Regions from separate parts of the Homo sapiens genome. Here all the other regions are linked to region 1. A link is an interaction called in ENCODE POLR2A ChIA-PET data of the cell type or tissue named here. Cell type or tissue: OCI-LY7. All regions are shown on one strand.

What was found. ChIA-PET counts read pairs that join two places held together with the same protein. Peaks named below come from ENCODE experiments on the same cell type or tissue, not always from the same donor. Only the 100,000 strongest peaks of a DNase experiment are listed, where the experiment ranks them.
Region 2: POLR2A ChIA-PET joins it to region 1 with 5 read pairs; 2 of 35 experiments call an interaction of 5 or more read pairs at or near these places.
Region 3: POLR2A ChIA-PET joins it to region 1 with 5 read pairs; 4 of 35 experiments call an interaction of 5 or more read pairs at or near these places.

Annotation. Positions count from the first base shown.
Region 1 is chr12:120,005,387-120,010,386 of GRCh38, reverse strand. All of the region lies in intron 2 of BICDL1 (BICD family like cargo adaptor 1), which reads right to left. Among named protein-coding and RNA genes, the nearest start is that of BICDL1, 19 kb to the right of the region's middle. In OCI-LY7, no CTCF peak of the experiment used is centred here; a DNase peak (open chromatin) is centred at 2,906; H3K27ac peaks cover 806 bases.
Region 2 is chr12:119,856,254-119,861,253 of GRCh38, reverse strand. CIT (citron rho-interacting serine/threonine kinase) reads left to right here. Exons shown (of 48, transcript NM_001206999.2): 4 at 3,556-3,731. Among named protein-coding and RNA genes, the nearest start is that of CIT, 19 kb to the left of the region's middle. In OCI-LY7, no CTCF peak of the experiment used is centred here; no DNase peak of the experiment used is centred here.
Region 3 is chr12:119,944,797-119,949,796 of GRCh38, reverse strand. LOC112268087 (a long non-coding RNA gene) reads right to left here. Exons shown (of 4, transcript XR_002957391.2): 2 at 4,250-4,354. Among named protein-coding and RNA genes, the nearest start is that of BICDL1, 42 kb to the left of the region's middle. In OCI-LY7, no CTCF peak of the experiment used is centred here; no DNase peak of the experiment used is centred here.

The DNA of each region.
Region 1 (5,000 bases):
ATAAACTCAATTAAGAAAAATTAGACCTTTCCAAAATAATTTGAAATTGGAGGATAAGGATGATGGTGGCAATCTTACTCAGTATGCATGTATTTGTGAATTTAGTTGATTTTAAATATTGAAAACAAATTGTTTTATTCACCCAGTGAAGCAGTTACAAGCGCAACCAGTTTTACTCAGTCCACCTTACAACTGCATAATACTCTTTAGTTAATAGAAGTGGCATGGAGGCTGCAGGCTGGCGTCTCCACACATTCAGGCAAAGCTGGCAGCACAGGCTGAGGCACTGGTGGTCTTGCGTGTGTTCTACATGACATCTCAAGAGGGTTCATGATGACTATTTTGGTAATGGTTCTTTGGAGTGTTACAAATTTTAAAAACACATTCAAGTTTGCAGAATCCCTGAAGAGCAAACATTTCACAAACCACTGGTCCAGATAGACCAGAAGTTCTCTTTTAGCTCTAAAACACTTATAATAGCACTGGACTATTGGCCCAGATGCCAATGTAGAGAAATGGAGATGATGCTATCTGTGTCAAAACATTACTTGCTTTTCTGTTGATGGTTCATTCACTGGATACAGATATTTTGTTTTTCAAAGCAACAATACTTAGGAACCACAACTATGGGCTAACCAGCATAAGTAACAAAAGAGTATATAGTATGCTGCCAACTTTTTGTCTGCCTGTCAACTCCAACCTTCCTACCATCTGCAATCTTCCTACCATTTACCAAGTACAAAATTTGGGGGCCCCACCTCACATCAGGCAAGGGCAGCTCATTTAAACTCTATTTTTATCTCTCCTACACAATATACCAAGCTGTCTACAAGGATTGAGTGAATCCAGATTTCAAGGTAAAAAGAAAGACTAACTGCCACATTAAGCCAAATCTAGAAGCATGAAAAAGATCTACCCCTACAGTAATTAATCTGAATCTTGGGCCTTCAAACCTCCAAAATTTAGGCCCAATATACTAGAACTTTAGGCGTTCCTCTTTGGAAAAAGAAAACCAGAACTAGATACTTGTAGCCCACACAACCAACCTGAAGACTCTTGAATCAGGCATGGCTCTCTCGGTAAATAATTAAGAACAGGCTCAGCCAGGCGCAGTGGCTCATGCCTGTAATCCCAGCACTTTGGGAGGCCGAGGCGGGCGGATCATGAAGTCAGAAGATCGAGACCATCCTGGCCAACATGGTGAAACCCCATTTCTACTAAAAATACAAAAATTAGCTGGGTGTGGTGGCGTGTGCCTGTAATCCCAGCTACTCGGGACGCTGAGGCACGAGAATCACTTGAACCCAGGAGGTGGAGTTTGCAGTGAGCCGAGATTGCGCCACTGCACTCCAGCCTGGTGACAGAGGAAGACTCCATCTCAAAAAGAAAAGAACAGGCTCAACTAATCAATACAAGAATCTACCAAAAAAAAAAAAAAAACACCTCTATGCCGGAAGAATAAGCAATTACCACCCTAATGTGTTTAACCTACTAATTAGCAATAGCACAATCTGGAAATGCTGGAAAATCTGTCTTCACAGAAGAGAGCTCCTATGTAAAAGGCCCTTTTCTGTTTTAGCTGAAGTGGTCCTCTCAATATACCACTTTTAATCCTTCTAGTACATCCTTAATATAACAAACATTGCTAAGAATGAATTCCAAACATTTGGATTCATTTTACCTAGTGATGTAAAAGGCATCCAAAACAATACCACCCAGCAAATATCAACCAAAAAATCAACCAAATCAATGAGATAGAAATACATATGAAGTGGTTTTTATTTCCAATTGACTACCCATCCTGGAAGATTTACAAAAAGCCAATCCTCAAGCCAGTGGTTAACATGTAACCTTTGCAAGGCCTTGAGCAAGTGTCACCAAACTTCTGACCCTCAGTTTCCTTATCTGCCAAATAAAGAGTAACTATTGGCTGGGCACAGTGGCTCACGCCTGTAATCCCAGCATTTTGGGAGGCCAAGGCAGGTGGATCACTTGAACCCAGGAGTTCAAGACCAGCCCGGGCAGCACGGTGAAACTCATCTCTATAAAAAGTATAAAAAATTAGCCAAGAATGGTGGCTTACAGCTGTAGTCCCAGCCACCTGGGAGGCTGAGGTGGGAGGATCACCTGATCCCAGGAGGTCAAGGCTATAGTGAGCCATGATGGCGCTGCTGCACTCCAGCTTGGGCAATAGAGTGAGATCCTGTCTCAAAAAAAAAAAAAAAAAAAAAAAAAAGAAAGAGTAATTATCATGACTTCCATCACAGGCAGGAATGGGATCAGAAGAGGTCACATATGAGAACGTCCTTTGGAAATTTAAATAGCTGTTATTTGGTTGAGAAATTATCTTGTTTTCATAACTTCTTTCTAGAATAGGATGACTAAAAATTGCCAGCCTCTGTAAACGAAGCAGACTTTTAAGAAAAAAACAAATAATACAGCCCCCACCTCAAAAGGAACAAAAGCCCATTCAGCAATTAAAACTACTTCTGATAACCAGCTGTTGCTCACTGTAAAGTGTTCTAGAAACAAAAATGGTTCTGCATCACTCAACAGAGGCAGAGTGGTGGTGACACTTATGGACACTGTATTAATGTCTTTAACTCCAAGAAAGGAAACTGGGAGAAATGTGCTTCAAGAAGTGTACCAGACGCAGAGTTGCTAATCCAAAATGAGCTGTTTAAAGAACAAGGATCTGTTTACCTTTCAGAGGAAAATTAGTCTTTTCAGAGAAGATTAGTTTCAGCTAGTATGCAAACTGTATTCTTTGTGTGTGGATAAGGCATTAGAGGCTGACTGAGGAAAACAGCTCCAAACAGGCAGGAAACAGACAAAGCATCTGTTTGCATTAACTTCCTCCTACACATCTCACCTCACAGGCATGAACTCAGAAGGTGGTTCTTCTAGGAGCTGAGAGTGTGTACGTGGGGGGTGGGGGACACTCTTGTCTGAATTCAGCTTCCGTCACTGTGAATGAGGAAATTCTTGGTGACAACCTCATGAAAGGTACTAGAACAGAGTCTCAGGTCCTGAGAGAGCTCAGATGGCTGCGGAAATTTAACTCAGTATTTCACCTCAATACAACAGAATTCTCATTTGTTCTACTTATGTGAAACTAACATGGATATGTAAAGGGCATCTCAACCTTAATTATCCACACAGTCTAAGATGAATTATTTGACTTTATATTCCAACCTATCCCTCTTTCCTTCCTCTAGCCTTTGGTCTCTCAAGTTAATGATGCCACTATTCCTCCAGTAGCTCAAGACAAAAACCTAGGAGTCATTTTTGATTATTTTTTTTCTTTAACCTTCCTTCCCACAACCATTTATTCCATTAGTAAGTCTTGTCAGTTCTACCTTCAAAACATATATCCAACCTAACCCGTTTCAACACTTCCATAATCAAAGCTACCATCAACTCTACCTGGGGAGTCGCTTCTTCATCCATCTCTATCCCTCCACCCTCAGCCCGATAATCCATCCTCCTAGAGTAACTAATCTTTTAAAAGTTGTTATCAATCAGGTCATGATGCTCCCCTGCCAAAAACATATCACTGGCTTCCCAGCACACTGACTAAAACCCCTGGTAGCTAGCAAGGCCCTATGAGATCTGGCTGCTGATTACCTCTCTGATCTCATCTCCTAACCCTTTCCAAGCTAACCACACCCCAGTCATAGCAGCCTTCTTTCCACTGTTCTTAGGCTTTTACATGTTGTTTTCTTTGCCAGGAATACTCTTTTGCTCCTTTTTATCCTGCTCAAACTTCACCTCCCCAAAGGTTCCTTCCTGAGAATCCTATCAAAAATTGAGTTGTCTCTACAGCTACCACTTTCTCCTCCTTACCTGGTTTTATTGTATTCATAGTACTATCACTAGCTGATTTGTCTGTTTATGTATTTCCTTCTTTACTGTCAACTTCCTGCATTATTTTCAGACAGGGAATGCACCTTGTTCACTGTAGCATCACTGTTACTCAGAACAGTGACTTCATACATAGTAGGTGCACATTATAAGTATTTGAATGAATGAATGAATGAATGAATTTTTCAAATTGTGAAATACAACATATATAAAGATAAATACATAAAACAAATACGTCTTGCTTAACAAATAATTATAAAGCAAACACCCACATAATTCCCACCAAGGTCAAGAAACAGAACACTGCCAGCTTTCCAGAAGCCTCCTCTCCAGGCACCATTCCATGATGACGGGGATCCTCCCCACCAATCACACACATTCCCCAGGTAACCATTATCTTGACTTTTGTGATGATAATTACCTCAGTTTTCTTTATAGTTGTACTATGTATGCATACAGAATGATAGGTTTTGCACTCTTGATGAAGGTAGATATGAGGAGAGTATAGACTATTAAAACATTCTTGGAGCAATATGATAGTATCTATTAAAAATTTAAATGTACATACCATTTGACCTAGCTATCCTGTTTGTAGGCATCTAACCTAGAAAAATGTGAAGAGTGCAAAAATGTATGAACAAGGATGTTCACTGCAGCAGTATTTGTAACACTAAATCACTATAACCAACACATATGCCCTTCAATGGCATAGCTGTTACATTAGCCGTGGTACCTCCATATGTGCTATATGGAATACTATATACAACCATTTAAAATACTTTAAAAAAAATTCCAAGATATAGTAAGTGAAAGAATTTTAAGAAAACCATTTTGTTTAAAATGAAAGCAAAAACGGCTGGGCGTGGTGGCTCACACCTGTAATCCCAGTACTTTGGGAGGCCGAGGTGGATCACCTGAAGCCAGGAGTTTGAGACCAGCCTGCCAACATGGCAAAACCGCATCTCTACTAAAAATACAGAAATTGGGTAGGCATGGTGGCACTCGCCTGTAATTCCAGCTACTTGGGAGGCTGAGACACAAGAATCATTTAAACCCAGGAGGTGGAGGTTGCAGTGTGCCGAGATTGTGCCACTACACTCCAGCCACCGCACTCTGGGAGACAGAGCAAGACTCTC
Region 2 (5,000 bases), 150 kb after region 1:
CTCAATATTCAGTGCCCACTGGGCCCTTAGATACTGCAGCTAAAAGTGCACAGGGGTGGAGTGATGTGACGGTTTTGGGGTCACAGAAGCAGCTGGTATAGAGAGAAGTTGTGAAGTTTTTTTTTTTTTTCCTGAGACAGAGTCTCGCTGTATCCCCTAGGCTGGAGTGCAGTGGCTTGATCTCGGCTCACTGCAACCTCTGTCTCCCTGGTTCAAGTGATTCTTATGCCTCAGCCTCCCGAGTAGCTGGGATTATAGGCATGTGTCACCATACCCAGCTAATTTTTGTGTTTTTAGTAGAGATGGGGTTTCACCATGTTGGCCAGGCTGGTCTTGAGCTCCTGACCTCAGGTGATCCGCCCACCTGGGCCTCCCAAAGTGCTGGGATTACAGGCCTGAGCCATTGCGCCTGGTCTTTTTTTTTTTTTTTTAAGTAATCATAGGCTTGAATGTAGCCTCTCATCTGTTCACCTTAATAATCCAAAAGCCTTTAGATAAAGAAATGGAGATTTGGAATGGCTTCTCAGAATTCCAAGAGAGTATTGTCATGGTTTTGCCTGCAAAGCACCGTGGTCTGTCTCCTTGTGCAGTTGAGAAAGCTGGTGGTCGCCACTGACAGGCCCAGAGTTATTAAGTTGGACACTGCTTTAAGCAACTTTGTAAACAATCCAAGGCATACTAGAGAATTAGGAGAGATTGGCTTTGTGTATGAGCAATAACAAAATCAAGTTCAATCCAGCAAGTTTTTGGGGAATTATAATTCAAAACTCAAATACTTGATCTGGAAGAAACTTGGAAAGAGGGAAGGAAGACAGGCTTGTTACAGCATTGTCAGGGTAAAAGGAAAATACCGTGCAGCTTTTAATTTTGCTTCTTCATGGCATTCCCCATGTAGGTGCCCTAGATTTGTTTTTTACAGTGGTCACGACTTCATGTGGATCCACCCACCACTCTTGCCTGGTTCCCCAAGGGACCAAGGGAAGGTGTATTCAGGATGATTGCTGAAGTGAGGGGTGGGGTCTGTGGCTGAGAAGACTCTCAATACCGCGGCACTCATTATAAGCCTCTGACACAGGAGATTTCAACTCCACCCGTGCAACAAAGGAACAGGGTGGGCAAGAGTAGTTACAGTTGCAGGCTGAGTGCGATGGTTCATGCCTGTAATCCCAGTGCTTTGGGAAGCCAAGGTGGGAGGATTGCTTGAGTCTAGGAGTTTGAGACCAGCCTGGGTGACATAATGAGACCCTACCTGTACAAAAAAATTTTAAAAATTAGCCAGATTGGTGGTGTGCGCCTATAGTCCCAGCTACTCTGGAGAATGAGGTGGGTGAGGGTCCCTTGAGTCCAGGAGTTCGAGGCTGCAGTGAGTTATGATTCTATGATTTCACCACTGCATTCCAGCCTGGGCGACAGAGCAAGATTGTGTTCTTTTTTTTTTTTGAGACGGAGTCTCACTCTGTCACCCAGGCTGAAGTGCAGTGGTACGATCTCTGCTCACTACAACCTGCACCTCCCAGGTTCAAGTGATTCTCTCCCTCAGCCTCCCGAGCAGCTGAGATTAAAAGCGGCCGCTTGTGTGCAGCTAATTTTTGTATTGTTAGTAGAGATGGGGTTTCATCATGTTGGTCAGGCTTGTCTTGAACTCCTGACCTCAGGTGATCCACCCGCCTCGCCCTCCCAAAATGCTGGGATTACAGGCGTGAGCTACTGCGCCCAGCCATTTGTGTCTCTTAAAAAAAAAACTAAGAAAATGAAAAAAATGACATTGGCCAATTCATTAAAATGCCACTCACTGACTGTGGTATGAAATGGCTTTCCCTTTGATGGACCGAGTCTGTCTCATTGTGTGAGCCACTTGCAGGGCTGAGTATGACTCTGGAATGTAGCTCCTAACCTTATCTGCTGCCCAGCCATTGAAATGGCCATCCCTTCCAGTTCCCAGAAGATTCCAGTGTGTGTTTGGGATTTTAAGACAGTCTCTTGGTCTTCAGTGTGGCATCTTTCTGCCGGATTTTCCAGGATAATTTTGATTATAAGCATTGCATTGCCCTTGGTGTGTAATGCCTGTGTATGATGCTGTTCCCTTGTAACGTGCAGGATTAAATTTTTGGGTCAGCCACTGCTGCTCCCCTTCATTCCTGCAGGTCATTAGAGTCATCGTACATTTAGCGATGTCTCAGATCAGTGTATCTAGAGTGTTAATAAACATGTTAGATTCCAAATCTACTGTCCATTTAATCCATACTTCATACGTTGAGGATCTCTGACTGAAAGATTAGACTTGGAAAAATAATAAGACTGTATGGTAAGAAAACTATAGTTGCAAATCCATTTGGACATGTAGTATGTCAGCCCTGCAGAGCAGATGTCAGAACCCCATTTAGTTCTCTGAGTGCTAAGCCCTTCTGCCCACCACGCTGTTTTTTTTTTTTGAGATGGAGTCTCGCTCTGTCACTCAGGCTGGAGTGCAGTGGTGTGATCTCGGCTCACTGCAAGCTCTGTCTCCCAGGTTCACGCCATTCTCCTGCCTCAGCCTCCCAAGTAGCTGGGACTACAGGTGCTCACCACCATGCCCAGCTAATTTTTTGTATGTTTTTGGTAGAGACGGGGTTTCACTGTGTTAGCCAGGATGGTCTGGATCTCCTGACCTTGTGATCCACCCGCTTCGGCCTCCCAAAGTGCTGGGATTACAGGCGTGAGCCACTGCTCCTGGCCCCCACGCCTTTTTTTTTTTTTGGAGACAGAGTTTCACTCTGTCACCCAGATTGGAGTGCTGTGGCACAATCTCAGCTCATTGTGTCCTCTGCCTCCCAGGTTCAAGTGATTCTTGTGCCTCAGCCTCCTGAGTAGGTGGAATTACAGGCGTGCACCACAACACCTGGCTAATTTTTGTATTTTTAGTAGAGATGGGGTTTCACCATGTTGGCCAGGCTGGTCTCGATCTCCTGACCTCCAGTGATCCACTTGCCTAGGCCTCCCAAAGTGTTGGGATTACAGGCGTCAGCCACCATGCCTGGACCCCTCTGCCCCTTTAAGCACTGCCACATATTAGATCTACGAAGGCTTTATGGATACAATCCAAGGAAGATGAACCTTGGGCTAGTGGGATAAAACTAAGCGCATGTAGTTAGAATGGAATGATCTGGAAACCAGGTCCCAAGTTGGTCTAAATTAGACTCATGTTGACTATGTCACACTGTAAACCAGTCTAAATGCTAATAAGCATGCTTGACCAAACACTGCCCTGCAGCCTTCAGAGAGGAAGAAGGAAAACATAATTTGTATCCTCTCTCCCTATTTTCTGAGTCTATGGGATTCAAATTGTAGCTGCCATGGAAACTGTACTTTGGAATTTCTAGAGCCCTTAATTTTAACTTAACATATAAAAACACTTTTGTACTGATTTTATAATTATTCATGATGGATGAGAAAGTGAATGTCTTTGACAGTGAGGGAAGCTATCCGAATGCTATTTTCTTTTTTTTTTTTCTTTCATAAAGATGCATATATTTGCATGCTTTATTTACCTGGGGCTAACTCTTGCATCTTTTGCAGATTCCGACACCATAGCTGAGTTACAGGAGCTCCAGCCTTCGGCAAAGGACTTCGAAGTCAGAAGTCTTGTAGGTTGTGGTCACTTTGCTGAAGTGCAGGTGGTAAGAGAGAAAGCAACCGGGGACATCTATGCTATGAAAGTGATGAAGAAGAAGGCTTTATTGGCCCAGGAGCAGGTAGGAGGATTTTAACATCATGCTTTTCCACTTTCTGTACCGGAGTGTTCATTGCAAAGACGATAATCTGCTGCACTGGCGTCTAGGATCAAGCACGTTTTCCTCTGTGACTCTATATTTAATTATAGTTGGGGCAAAAAGGTCTCTCATGTTCTTAGCTCATCTTCTTGAACTGATGTTGGCTAATTTTGAAGGCTCACAAATTCCTCTTGATGTATCATGTTTCTATCGTTGTAATTTATTTCAGAACCAAGGTGGCCTTTTAGCTAATGAATTTAAGATGATCTTTTATGACCATTAGCTGAGGACTCAGGATATACATATGGTGGGGTGAATCAGATTGCTTTTGTACACGCTTTAGGTATTTGTGTTGTGGGCATATGGATTTGGTTTTAAAACAGGCCTTTGAAGAAATCAAATAACATTCTTTGTTATGTGGCTAGGGAGTTGCTTGTTTGAGAGCAGGTAGAACGTTATCTTTTTTGTTGTGGTATTTTTCTTTCTTTTAAACAAGGCTACTGTCTCTAGACATATTGATTCATTTGCTGTGTTTTAGAGAGATGGCCGTCAGCCTTGGAATTCAGAGAGTAATTTATTACTTACAGACATTTTAGTGCACATGATATGTCTGATAATGTACCCAGCTCTGCAGGAAGCTTGCAAAAGGAATAGAAGTCCCATGGTTGCTATTTTCAGTGTTTAAAAACAACCTTGGAAAGTGGAGGAAAAATGCAAATGTATAAAGCAGGTGCTTACCAGCTAAAGTATCACAGAAGTGGGAGAGCAATTAGCAAATTAATTAACGATGATGTGAGGGGAGATGTTGTGGGTGAGCAAGGGACAGTTAGGGACAGTTCTCACCGATGGGGGGAAATGTAGGTTCTCGGCAGAGAGAAGTGATGAGAACATGTTGGGTAGAAGTGTGACATTCTGGAGTACTAGAATGCTATGCAAGTGTGTGTGTGTGGGTGTGTGTGTGTGTTCAGTGGTTCAGAACAGACTGGGAAATGGCGAAATGAGGACATTTGGGTGGGGAGGGGGAAATGGGTGGGAAACTCAAGAACCTTTTTTTAAAAAATTGTGGTAAAATATATATAACATAAAGTGTACCATTTTAACCATTTTTAAATGTGCAACTGAGTGGTATTCAGTGCATTCATGATGTTGTACAACCATGACCGCTCTCCATTTCTAGAATTTTTCTATCATCCCAAACAGAAACTCTCTATCCATTATACAATACCTCCCCATTCCCCCAAGAACCAGTTT
Region 3 (5,000 bases), 61 kb after region 1:
ATGATATGTCGCTTCTTGAGACACAGACCACTGGCTTCTTTTTTTTTTTTTTTGTAGAGACAAGGTCTCACCATGTTTCCCAGGCTGGTCTCAACCTCCTGGGCTCAAGTGATTCTCCCACCTCAGCCTCCTGAGTAGCTGGGACTACAGGCGTGTACCACCACGCCTGGCTAATTTTTTTGGTGAGATGGAGTCTCCCTATGTTGCCCAGCCTGGTCTTGAACCCCTGGGCTCCAGTGATCCTTCCACCTTGGCCTCCCAAAGTGCCGGGATTATAGGCGTGAGCCACTGTACCCGGTCCAGACCAGTAGCTTCTTGATGCTTCATTCCCTTCAGAAAAAACGATTACAGAATCACAACCTGCTCCGAAGTGTGACAAACCCAACAATCTGTCACCCCAAACGTGCTAATCATGTGGAACAGTAGCAATCAGATTCATGGCTAGCTCCTGTGAAATAGAAACGTGACACTTCAGCGGCTGCCAGGTGGTGCTTAAATAAACTGGGACACTTCACCTTGAAAGCTTTTGGCAAGTGCTGGGAAGTCAAAACAGAAATAAATGATTTAAAAAGCTATACGAGTTGCATAGGAATAGTCAAGTCACATGTCCTGTAATGCCATAGCCTAGTGCTATTGAGCACGTGGATTGTGGCTACACTGTGACTGAGAAACTGAGGTTGGAATTTTATTCAAATTTTATTAATTTTAATTTTATATATATATATATATTTTGAGAAGGAGTCTCACTTTGTTGCCCCCAGGCTGGAGTGCAGTGGCGTGATCTCTGTTCACTGCAACATCCACCTCCTGGGTTCAAGCAATTCTCCCACCTCAGCCTCCTGAGTAGCTGGGATTACAGGCACCCGCCACCATGCCTGTCTAATTTTTGTATGTTTAGTAGAGACGGGGTTTCAACATGTTGGCCAGGCTGGCCTCGAACTCCTGGCCTCAGGTGACCTGCCCACCTCAGCCTCCCAAAGTGCTGGGATTATAGGCGTGAACCACCAAGCCACCACATCCGGCCTATTTTTCATATTTTTTTAGAGACGGGGTCTCGCTCTGTCTCCCAGGCTGGACTGCAGTGGCGGATCAAGGCTTACTACAGCCTTGACGTCCCAGGCTCAAGTGATCCTCTGGCCTCAGCCTCCTGAGTAGCTGGGACTACAGGCATGCGCCATCATGGCCAGGCTAATTTTGGAATTTTTTTTTGTAGAGAGAGGGTCTTACTAAGTTTCTCAGGCTGGTCTTGAACTCCTGGGCTCCAGAGATCTTCCCACCTCAGGCTCCCAAAGTGCGGGATTATAGGCCTAAGGCACATGCCTGGCCCAAAACAAACCATTTTTTATTATTTTATTTATTTTGTTTTATTTTATTTTATTTTATTTTATTATTTTATTAACTTTCTGAGACAGTCTCACTCTGTCACCCAGGCTGGAGTGCAGTAGTGCAATCATGGCTCACTGCAACCTCTGTCTCCCAGGTTCAAGCAATGCTCGTGCCTCAGCCTCCCAAATAGCTGGGATTACAGGCACGTGCCACCATACCCAGCTAATTTTTGTATTTTTAGTAGAGAAGGGGTTTTGCCATGTTGGCCAGGCTGGTCTCAAACTCCTGACCTCAAGTGATCTGCCGTTCTTGGCCTCCCATAATGTTGGGATTACAGGCGTGAGCCAATACACCTGGCCACAAAATGAGCCATTTTAAAATGAACAACTTTATGACATTTAGTACGTTCACAATGTCATGCAACCACCACCTTTGTCTAGTTCCAAAACATTTTTATCACCCCTGAAGAAAACCCCATACTCACTAAACAGTTGCTCCCCATTCTCCTCTCCTCCCAGCCCCTGGCAACCACCAATCTATATTTTGTCTCTATGGATTTACCTATTCTGGATATTTCACATAAATGAAATCACACAATATGTGGCATTTTGTATCTGGCATCCTAGGCTTAGCATATTGTAAATGATTTCCATTTTAAATTACAAAACCTAGGCTGGGTGTGGTGGCTCACGCCTGAGGTCAGGAGTTCGAGACCAGCCTGCCAACATGATGAAACCCCGTCTCTACTAAAAATACAAAAATTAGCTGGGTGTAGTGGCATGTGCCTATAGTCCCAGCTACTCGGGAGGCTGAGACAAGAGAATGGCTTGAACCCAGAAGGCAGAGGTTGCAGTGAGCTGAGATCATGCCATTGCACTCCAGCCTGGGCAACAGAGCGAGAGTCTGTCTTAAACAAACAAACAACAAACAAACCAAAAAAACCACCAAGACTTATCTGGCTAAGTTTGAATGAGTGATTTTTGAGGACAGTGGGGTAGCTATCACTCAGATTAATTATCAGGACCATTCCTTATTGCCTAACCCATGCTTGAGTTTTATGTGATTATGGCTGTAAGTAAAAATTAAAGGAACATTAGGGGTTATTTAATGAAAACAGGATTGCTTAATGAAAACTACATTTTGGCCCCCAAGCAATGTTGTTCTGGCATCTTGTCCACATGGCAGAACACAGTGTGGGTACCCTCTACTGAACATCACCATTGAACGTCATATAGCTTTGGCATCTTGGGCCAGTTAGTACCCAATAAAAGCCAACAGTGCCTGATAGCAAAGATGGTACCCAATGGTACGAGGTGCAGATGTTCTTTGGATAAAGTGGAAATCAACTGAGATAGTCAAAACCAGCAGAAATAGGCCGGGCATGGTGGCTCACACCTGTAATCCCAGCACTATGGGAGGCTGAGGTGGGCAGATCACTTGAGATCAGGAGCTCGAGGCCACCCTAGTGAAACACCATCTCTACTAAAAATACAAAAATTAGCAGTGCATGGTGGCAGATGCCGGTAATCCCAGCTACTCTGGAAGCTGAGGCAGGAGAATCACTTGAACCTGGGAAGTGGAGGTTGCAGTGAGACGAGATTGCACCACAGCACTCCAGCCTGGGTGACAGAGTGAGACTCTGTCTCAAGAAAATAAAAAACAAACAAAACAAAACAAAACAACCAAACCAAAAAACACCCAGCAAAAATAGCAGCATGCCTGGTTAATATCAGTGCATCCAGAACAGGAGGAAAGGAGGAAAAACCCACAAACCTGAGACCGACAAGACTCGTTTCTGTGTGTGATCCTCTCCTGGGCATTCCTGGAAATTCTGACAGGGAACAAACTTTGCAGGAGCCTGGAGTTCTACATTAAATAGCAGATGAAGGCATAGTGCATTGTCTTGGGTTGGGCTCCCCAAGAATCCTTGCTGAGACAATAATTCAATTACAGGCTGTTTATTTGGGAGGTGATCCCAGGAAACAACAGTGTGGGGACAGAAAAATGGAGACAGAGAAAGGAAGTCAGCCAATAAAAGGTCTGTTACCAAGCGGGTTACCACTGTGGGCAGCAGGAGCTCGGTCTCACTGGGGAGCCCTGGAAGACTGTATAGAACATGCCTCAGGGTTATCTCAATGGAGGATAAATATGGAACTGGTTTTTTTTTTTTTTTTTTAGTTTTTTGAGACAGAGTCTGGCTCTGTCGCCCAGGCCGGAGTGCAATGGCACGATCTCAGCTCACTGCAACCTCCGCCTCCTGGGTTCAAGCAATTCTCCCGCCTCAGCCTCCTGAGTAGCTGGGATTAAAGGCGTGCACCACCATGCCCGGCTAATTTTTGTAATTTTAGTAGAGACGGGGTTTCACCATGTTGGTCAGGCTGGTCTCAAACTCCTGATCTCAAGTGATCCACCCACCTTGGCCTCCCAAAGTGCTGGGATTACAGGTATGAGCCACTGCGCCTGGCCAGGAGCTGGGGTATTTATCTAACAACTCCCATCCCTCACTGGGTGAGGGCTATTTCTAGGGACTTGAACTTTCTGGGACTTCTAGGCTATCCTGCTTGCAGACCAGGTGTGCGTCCACAACCAGAACAAAGCCTTCATTCAGAGAGTCACGAGGAACATTCTTTGGCATTTAGAAATGAGTGTTGAGGGTCTCTGGGCAGGGCCCCAATAACATCCACCACACCTGTGATTGCACCAGGCTATGAGCACAGAGGAACTGATCATATTTATCCCTGTGTTAGTCTCATCTCTGGCCCCATTTCAATCCTCACTCTTGTTTTGTTTTTCTTCTTCCTTCTCTTATGTATAATTTATGCTGTCTAGCTATGTTTTATGTATCCTTGTAAGCTGCCTTAAATCTTTTCTGGAACACAACAGGGTATAAGTAAATAAATACTAGTGAGGAGTAACATTTTACCTTTATTTTTGACCATTTCTCCCATTCTGTGTCTTCTTGGAACAGACCCTTATTCATCTGTGCCTAGCATTGTGTTGAGCACATCGAAAGCATTTGACTATTGTTCTGTAAAATAATAGGCAGCACAAAGATACACATAATGGTTTATAAACTGACTCTGTGACCAGACACAGATGCAGAGGCACAGTCCTCTCTGGCCTCTGACTTCTTAAACCCGGTGCCTAGAACAGTGTTTACCACATAGTATAGGTGTCCAGAAAATTTGTGTTGAATGAATTAATGAGACTTATAGGACCTACATTGTATTAGCCCATTTTCATACTGCTGTGAAGAAATGCCCATGACTGGGTAATTTGTAAAGAAAAAGAGGTTTAATGGACTCACAGTTCCACATGGCTGGGGAGGCCTCACAATCATGGCAGAAAGCGAAGGAGGAGCAAAGGCATGTCTTATATGATGGTCGGCAAGAGAGTGTGTGCAGGGCAACTGCCCTTTATAAACCCATCAGATTGGCTGGGTGCAGTGGCTCACACCTGTAATCCTAGCACTTTGGGAGGCCAAGGTGGGCAGATTGCCTGAGCTCAGGAGTTCGAGACCAGCCTGGGCAACATGGCAAAACCCCATCTCTACTAAAAATACAAAAAATTTGCGGGGTATGGTGGCACATGCCTGTCATCCCAGCTACTCGGGAGGTTGAGGCACGAGAATCGCTTGAGCCTGGGAGGTGGAGGTTGCAGCGAGCTAAGATTGC